Linked DNA regions of Mus musculus: region 1 is linked to region 2. The links are chromatin contacts, found by Hi-C in ENCODE. All regions are on one chromosome and are shown on one strand. The core of a region is the stretch at or near the end of the contact, and the rest is flanking DNA. Distances in the headings are between cores, read along the strand shown. Region 1 has its middle 6.2 kb from the start of 4933406D12Rik. Region 2 holds the start of Ralgapa2 (Ral GTPase activating protein, alpha subunit 2 (catalytic)).

What was found. Hi-C counts contacts between places; a loop is a spot of excess contacts on that map.
Region 1: a map of left cerebral cortex shows a loop between it and region 2 (2.1-fold over the local background). The contact joins the enhancer-like site here to the promoter of Ralgapa2 in region 2. A Hi-C loop is called at or near these places in 3 of 37 maps with a recorded cell type or tissue (heart and left cerebral cortex).

Annotation. Positions count from the first base shown.
Region 1 is chr2:146,547,228-146,551,064 of GRCm38, reverse strand. No RefSeq gene overlaps it. Among named protein-coding and RNA genes, the nearest start is that of 4933406D12Rik, 6.2 kb to the right of the region's middle. Within about 2 kb of position 1,729, at least 1 of the 3 ENCODE cell types and tissues checked has a DNase peak (open chromatin) inside an H3K27ac peak, as active enhancers do; it is heart, where a contact is called at or near this core.
Region 2 is chr2:146,510,290-146,513,868 of GRCm38, reverse strand. It overlaps Ralgapa2 (Ral GTPase activating protein, alpha subunit 2 (catalytic)), which reads left to right and starts at 1,865. Exons shown (of 41, transcript NM_001033348.3): 1 at 1,865-2,075. The coding sequence starts at 1,970.

The sequences.
Region 1 (3,837 bases), core at 480-2,979, 37 kb before region 2:
CACAAAGAACTGGTCAAAGACATGAAAGAAAGCATAGTAGTGTAAGCCATGTTGTCTTATTTACTCTTTGATTGCTGTGATAAAACACCACAGCCAGCCAATGTATAAAAGAAAACATTCGATGCAGCATACAGTTACAGAGGGCTAGAGCCCATGGTAGTGGAGCAAAAGGATAGATGAGACTCCTATCTTGGTCCACAAACAAGATGGAGGGAGGGAGGGGAAGGAGGAAAGGAGAAGAGGGGAAGGAGAGAGAGAGAGAGAGAGAGAGAGAGAGAGAGAGAGAGAGAGAGAGAGAGAGAGAGACAGACCCAGTGACACACTTCTTAATCCTTCCTAAACAGTTCCAACTAGGGACCAAGTATTCAAACACTTGTGTGGGACATCTCATTCAAACTACCACACCATGGCAAGATCTTGTATGATGTTTAGAAGCAAATAGGCTTCTGGGGCAGCAAAGATGTATTTACATCAACTGAGTCTATTATATAGTGGAGCGTGTATTAACTGCTCTGCACACATATTTTATTTAATCCTTATGAGACTTGAGAGACTACAAAAGGATAGTCTGCCAGAGAAAGAAAGATGATCATTATGCACACAAGATGTGCCCTCAGACCATAGATTGATGTTCCATAAGCCAGCAAGACATCCAGGAGCCAGATGATGGGAAGTATCTGTAAGACGGAGTATTTTGTCATAGGACAGTAAGTGATTAGATTAGGAGAATTGGAAGTTTATTATCTGTTAGCCAGAAGTGAATAGGACCTCAAGACCAAGGCCAAATGATAAAAGAGGCTTCCCTTTCACTGCACAGTTCTGCTGTGTTAAAATGTGTGATTTCAGCCAGACATTGGGGTACATATCTATAATCACAGGACTTGTTAGTCTGAAGCAGGGGTACACCATGCAACTCTGTCTCAAAAAAGGGGGGACAGAAACTTCTACACAGTGTATGTGGTTGAACTCCAGGTATCAGTGGTAGGTGCCATTCCTCTTAGGAGTTAAAGAACCTCAGAGAACTAACATGCCACCCAATGATGGACAGATATAGGAAACTCTTGACAATGTCTTTCTAACATGCCGGGCTGTGAATTGGCCTCTTCAATTCTAGCACACTTTTGGGAGTGCCTCTTTTTTTGTTGTTTTAAAGTAACTCTCAACTCCTGAATTCTCTCCCTCCGTTAACAGGATGTTATTAAAAATGAGCCAAGTTGCCCACGGACTTTCAGGAGGGGATCAGTATGTACAAGCACTTGTCTGTCTGTTTTGTATTCCCCTGGAGTGGTTCTGTCTGTTCTCTGCTAAGACAGGATCTGACCTCCCTCTGCTCAGACGGGACCCACTCCAGCCTCTCAGCTCTATGTGTAGAGGTTACAAGGCTCACATACAACTAACTACCATTGAGAAGCTGCCGGTGAGGGAGAGGGTAGTATTCTGGCCTCAACACTCAGCTTCTGGCTGAATCCCACAGATCTGATTGTTGAGGGTGAGAGCTGGGGAGGAGATGCTATTGTGGAGAAAGTGGGAGGCCACTTTAAGGAATTTACATAGTACCTTCAAGTTGGTGTTGGCAGGACTGTATTCATCCGCAGCCAGCTACCGGCTCAAAGGCTTAACTGACAAAGCTCCAGCTCCTTCCCTGAGCCAGTTAGAGGAGGCAGTCTAAACTCTCTCGCTTGAGTAAACTCATAGTTCCTACTGGTTCCTAGTCCTGAACAATATCTACAAATAGGGCGCCAGGCATTTCCTTTATTGGCAGCATAGTGACTTTTCCTAGGATAAGCTCAAAATGGAAGGGCCAGAGGCCAGTCTGTACTTAATGGAGTTGGGGGAGGGGGACTGTAACCATAGCAGCAGCAAGAATAACACTAATAGTAGGGATTATGCATGGAGCCCTCTTTCCAGGCCAGGCCACAGTAGGTGGCCTTCATGAGCCCAGACAACCCTTTATCATCAATGGGTCCACATTACCTTCGAGGAAACTCAGTCTGAAAGAAGGAATTTGCCCCAAATCCTAATCCTGCAACTGCTAAGCGACTCAGCCAGGAAGCCAAAATTAACACCCAGACTCACGTTCTATCTGGATTTCTCCTTCTGAATTTTTTTTCCTCAAAATCTTTGGTGTTACGATTTAAAACAAAACAAAACAAAACAAAACAAAAACAAAAACAAATCAGGCTGGTGACAGCTCAGTGATAGAGTACCAGCCTAGCATGTTCAAGGCCCAAGCCCCAAAAGAAAAGAAAAAAACAAAAATGATTTGGTGCCGTAGCAGCACAGGTAGGTTGTCCTAGCACTTAGGAGGTAGAGGCCCAAGGATCAGAACCTAAGGTTAACTTGGTTACAAGGTAGATTTGAGGCCGGTCTGGGTTACTTGGGACTCTGTCTCAAAGAAACAATAACAAATAAAATAAAAATTCAAAATGGGTGGGGGGTTGGATGGGGTGGGTGCTAGAGAGATTGCTCAGCAGTTTAAACACACACATACACACAACATTCTTGCAAAGAATCCAAATTTAGTTCTCAGCATTACATTGTGCAGCTTACAATGCCCATGAACTCTAGGGGATCCCCAGAGTCTCTGTGGGCACCTGAACTCATGGGTGCATATACACACACGTAGACACATAATTTAAAAAACAAATAATAAAAAGAAATGAATCTTTGGAGCTGGAGCGATGGCTCAGCAGTTAGGAACATGATTGCTTTTTCCGGAGGACCCAGCACCCACATGGCAGCTCTCAGCTCTCAGTAACTCCAGTTCCAGGGGATCTGACACCCTCACACAGACAGGCATGTGGGAAAAACACCAATGCACGCGAGCTAAAAATAAATATTAAAAAAAAAAAAGAAAAGAAAAGAAAGAGAAAATTCAGACAGAAGGGCAGAGGAGAGGGCGTGAAGATAGAGTGGGCAATGGTCCATCCTAGGCTGTAGTTGGGTGAGATTCACTCTAATGCTCGAAATCACAGTAGGATTAGTGTGGTTGACAGTACTTAATATATACTACATAATAGCTGGTGGAAAGATCTCAGGTGTTCCGAGAATAAAGGATCGGTGTTTGAAGTCACCAAGCATGCCAGCTCCCCTGACACTCGTCATACACCAGCAGTAAAGTGTCACCGCATACCCTATAAATGTGCCTGGTTATTATGTCACTAAAACAAGCATGCGTAAGTAAGCACGGTGAGAGACAAGTGGTCTGAGACCAGTCTCTTCATTCATGATGAATTCACAACCAGTCCAAAAGAAACAGGAGATTCTGAAATTCCGCACTGGCGCAGAATCCTTGGTGTTTGACATGTGCCCGCTGTGGATTTGGTAATTTGCCATTCGGTAAGTTCTTTATGCACAACTTTCTCCTCAAGCTGGCAAGCAAGTGTGATGACCTTTTTGTGAGATCTCTGAGCTGCTGACTCTCCCCTTACCACTCCACACTGATGCTTGTTCACTTCCCAAATTACCACTGAGGAACTGCCATCCCCATCCCTCCACCCCTACCCCTCCATCCCCGTTCCTCTACCCCCCCTCCATTCACACCCCTTCATCCCCACCCCTCTACCCCCACTTCTCCATCCACACCCTCCACCCCAACCCCTCCACCCCCACTCCTCCATCCCTACTTCTCCACCCCACTCCACCCCAACTCCTCTATCCACACACCCTACCCCACCCCCTCCATCTCCATTCCTCCACCGCTACTCCTCTACCCCCAGACACAAAGAATAGATCTACAGAGATGTTCACTTGAGCATGCCTTACCCATGAAAGGCAAGGCTATTGAGTACTAAACTGTTTCCATACAGCAGTTTTTTCTTTTTTCTTTCTTTCTTT
Region 2 (3,579 bases), core at 616-3,115:
GAGATGAACTTACATGCATAGATGCCTGGTTTTTGTCTATCCAGTTTCTAACACTGCCATATATTTAGCATACAGAAATGCATATATTTGTCTAGTTTTTCCTCCTCAGTTGGATTGGAAGCTCTGGCAGTGAGAGAACTGCTTCTTGTAATATCTGTTATTTCCTGGGCTTAGGATCTTGTTTTTACACCATAGGTCTTTACTAGATGTTTGCTAATAATGAGAGCTCACATTGCAAGAGAAAAATTGATTTCAGTGGGATAAATTCATTTTACTTTTTCAATCAGTGTAAGAAAAGATGTCCTTGTTCAAAGGAATGGAACAGTGAACATGTGTTTTAAAATCTGAAACAGGGCACAGGATAAACTGATGGTGACAAATACTCTTGCCGTAATGTTAGAGACAGCATCACTTCTCTCCCTTACAACAGAATTGGGGAGATTATGGCCTTCATCTATGATGTCATCTGGGGATGCAGGAGGCGCAACAGCTCTCCCATCATCCTAGGCATGGAGATTACATCTCTAGGTCTGTGAGATTTCTGCTGTTAGGTGATCTGTCTGTAGTCTGTTTTGTTTTGTTTTGTTTTGTTTTTTTGGCTAAATACTGTTCCTTTGGGTATATCTTAGTCGTAGCCATGCTATTTTGATAACTCTAAAAATAGAATTTACCAGAACGGAGAAGTTTTTGCATGCTGAGTTGAAATGTGTAGGGCTGCTTTATCATCTTTTTTTTTTTTTAACTTAATGAGTTTATTGAGTGCCTGTAGAGATCAAATACCAAGCTTAATACAAGGGTGTGTACATTTCTAGCACTTTCCTCCACTAGAGAAAAAGACTCTTGGATTATGCCTATTTGGATGAAAAACATGTGATTCTAAGGTGCCTCTTTAGGTACTTGCTAATAAAGCCAAAATATCAAACCTTGGGGATCCAGATGATAATAAACAATTATATAGTCAGTTTTCTGGTAAGAAATCATTTGAGCATCTTCTGTCTTAAAGTCTTGCTTCAGTGAATAGGCATCTGGCCTTAAAAAGCATGTTGGCCCGAGAGTCAGGTCCTTCAGGTTCTATTTCTGGTTCTGTTATTGGATTGCTATGAGGCCTTGCATAACCCAGGAGCTCTATCCGCAAAGCAAGAGGCAAGACTGACCTCTGCACTTGAGATTGGGTTCCAGATGCCTTGGGGACTGAGTGGACCTCACTGGACAACAGGCCCACTCTTCTCTGCTACCAAAGCCATTTATTTACTTTAGTGTGAAATTAGAGATCAGATTTTGACATGGCCACACGTGCTTTGTCTTGCTCCTTAGTGTGAATCCAGAAGTAAAAAAAAAAAAAAAAAATCTAGAAATAGTTTTCAAAATTTAAAAGTCCTACAGCTTTTCTTACTTTGTGTGTGTCTGTGAGAGAGTGGGGGGTTGGGAGGGGTAGGTACGCAGGCCAGGCAGTAGAGGGGAGGGAGTGTGAGTTTCAAGGGTGGCATCTAGCACTCTGGAAAGCAGGTCGCTGCGCTTCGTCTTGTGGGGACTACAGTTCCCGGGAGCACTTGCGGCCCATATAGGGGCGGGAGCTCGCGGTCCTGGTCATATGGAAAACACCGCAATCTGATTGGAGGTCACTGCGCAGACTCGAAGCTGGGCGCGCGTCCCCGCGAGGTTCCTAGCCTCAGGCTCCTAGTGCGTGAACAGTCCGGGATGTGCGCGTGCGTCGCGCCGGAGGGCGGACCAGAGGCACCCGTGGGGCGGGGCCGAGGGTTTCGCATCGACACCGCCTTCCTGCCCCGCCCCTGACCGTTCGGCCCGCCCCTCCTTCCTGGAGCCTCCGCTGAGGCTGAGGCGGCGAGGCGGCCGGGAGGGGGGCGGCTTGTGGCCGGAGCGACACGCGCCCGTCGCGACCCTATGCAGTGACTCGTGCGGCGCAGGCGCCTCCTGCCCCGCCGGCGGGGCCCAGGCTTACCGCGGCGGGATGTTCTCCCGAAGGAGCCACGGAGATGTGAAAAAGTCCACGCAGAAGGTGCTGGACCCCAAGAAGGACGTGCTGACCCGCCTGAAGCACCTGCGGGCGCTGCTGGGTGAGGCGTGGGGCGTGGGCTGTGGGTCAGAGCCACCTGCCGGGAGGGCCGGGTCCCACCCGCGGCGTGGGCCTGATGGGGTCTCAGGTCCGAGTGATGTAGAGAGCTGGGAATGGTGCGCAGCCGACCTTTGCTAGCCTAGATCGGGACCCTTGAGGCATTGTTCCTGAAGGCTGTACGTTGGCCCTGGGCGCTGCTCTGTCGTCCCAAGTGTAAACTTAGCCAGGATTCTCTTTTGGGTGCCTAGCCTCGGGTAACCTCTGTGCCTGAGAGCAGGCACAGAGGTGACTATAAGCTGTCCTCTCCAGGAAATAAACCAAGCACAAGTGGGGCGGGCTTGAACACACACACACACACACACACACACACACACACACACACACACACACGCACACGCAGCCCTACCTCTCTGCCACCTCCTCTCTGCCACCTCCCTCTCCCTCTCCCATTCTAAAAATTTAAATTCTTGACAACTTGGGTTAGACCAATAGCTCATGTGGTCCCATCACAGACTTCGTTGAACTACCATCTCTCACTCACTCTCCTTTTAAAATGTTACTATGTTTGAGTGTAAGACTTTAGGTAGGATTGATTTCAGCTGACCCCAGGACAGATTAGATGTCATTTCTTCTCTCCTGCCCTTCTCTCTTTTAAATTTACATTTTTTGGGGGTTGGGGGAGGGAGGATGGAAGGGTCCGGCTGATAGCTGTTTCCTTGGGTCTTTGGTGTGAAGGGGGCTCTGATCAGAGGAAGCTAGGCTTTCTTTGGGTCCAGGGAGGCAGCTTCTCCCTTATCATCAGAGTGACAACCATTACTCCCTTTTGCCTTCCCTATTCATGGCCTGCAGGGTGGAGGTTCTGCAGAGCCCAAGTGGGCCTGGAATTGACTTGTGATGGCTTGAAAGCTCTCCCCTGTGGGTGTGAAGTGTCCACAGGTTATCTGATGCTGGTGATGTGTAGCTTGGCTAGGCTATGCATTAGTTCTATCTTCTGTCTGTCTGGACAGACTTATCTGTATTTGGGGGCCAAGGAAAAGACAGGTTTCTTCTACATATGTATACTGTTGAAACAATAATAAAAAATTAAAAACCCAGTGTTTTTAAAATTTTAGACCATCTGCCACTTGAGAAAATAGGGCACAAAAGAATTCATTTTATAGGTGAGAATTTTAAGCATTCTTGTTAATGAGATTAAGAGTTGCTAATTATTTCTATTTATATTGTGTAAACTATTTCTGAGTGGGGGATTGGCCAGCCAATCAGCCAACCAATGAACCAACCAAATGCAAAACTCAAAACCATGACTGTTGCCTCAAAACCTACTCCCTTCCCCCTCAAAACCCACCAGATTTTGACAACTGAAGTTACTATCTCAGATCCCCAGATATTACACTTAATGTGTTCAGTTTATAATGAATGTAAATCAGTTACTGTTAGAAGGATTAGTTTCTGGACTTCTGAAAGCAAAATGTGATGTTCTTGGTAAGTTGAACTTTCTCCTTCCT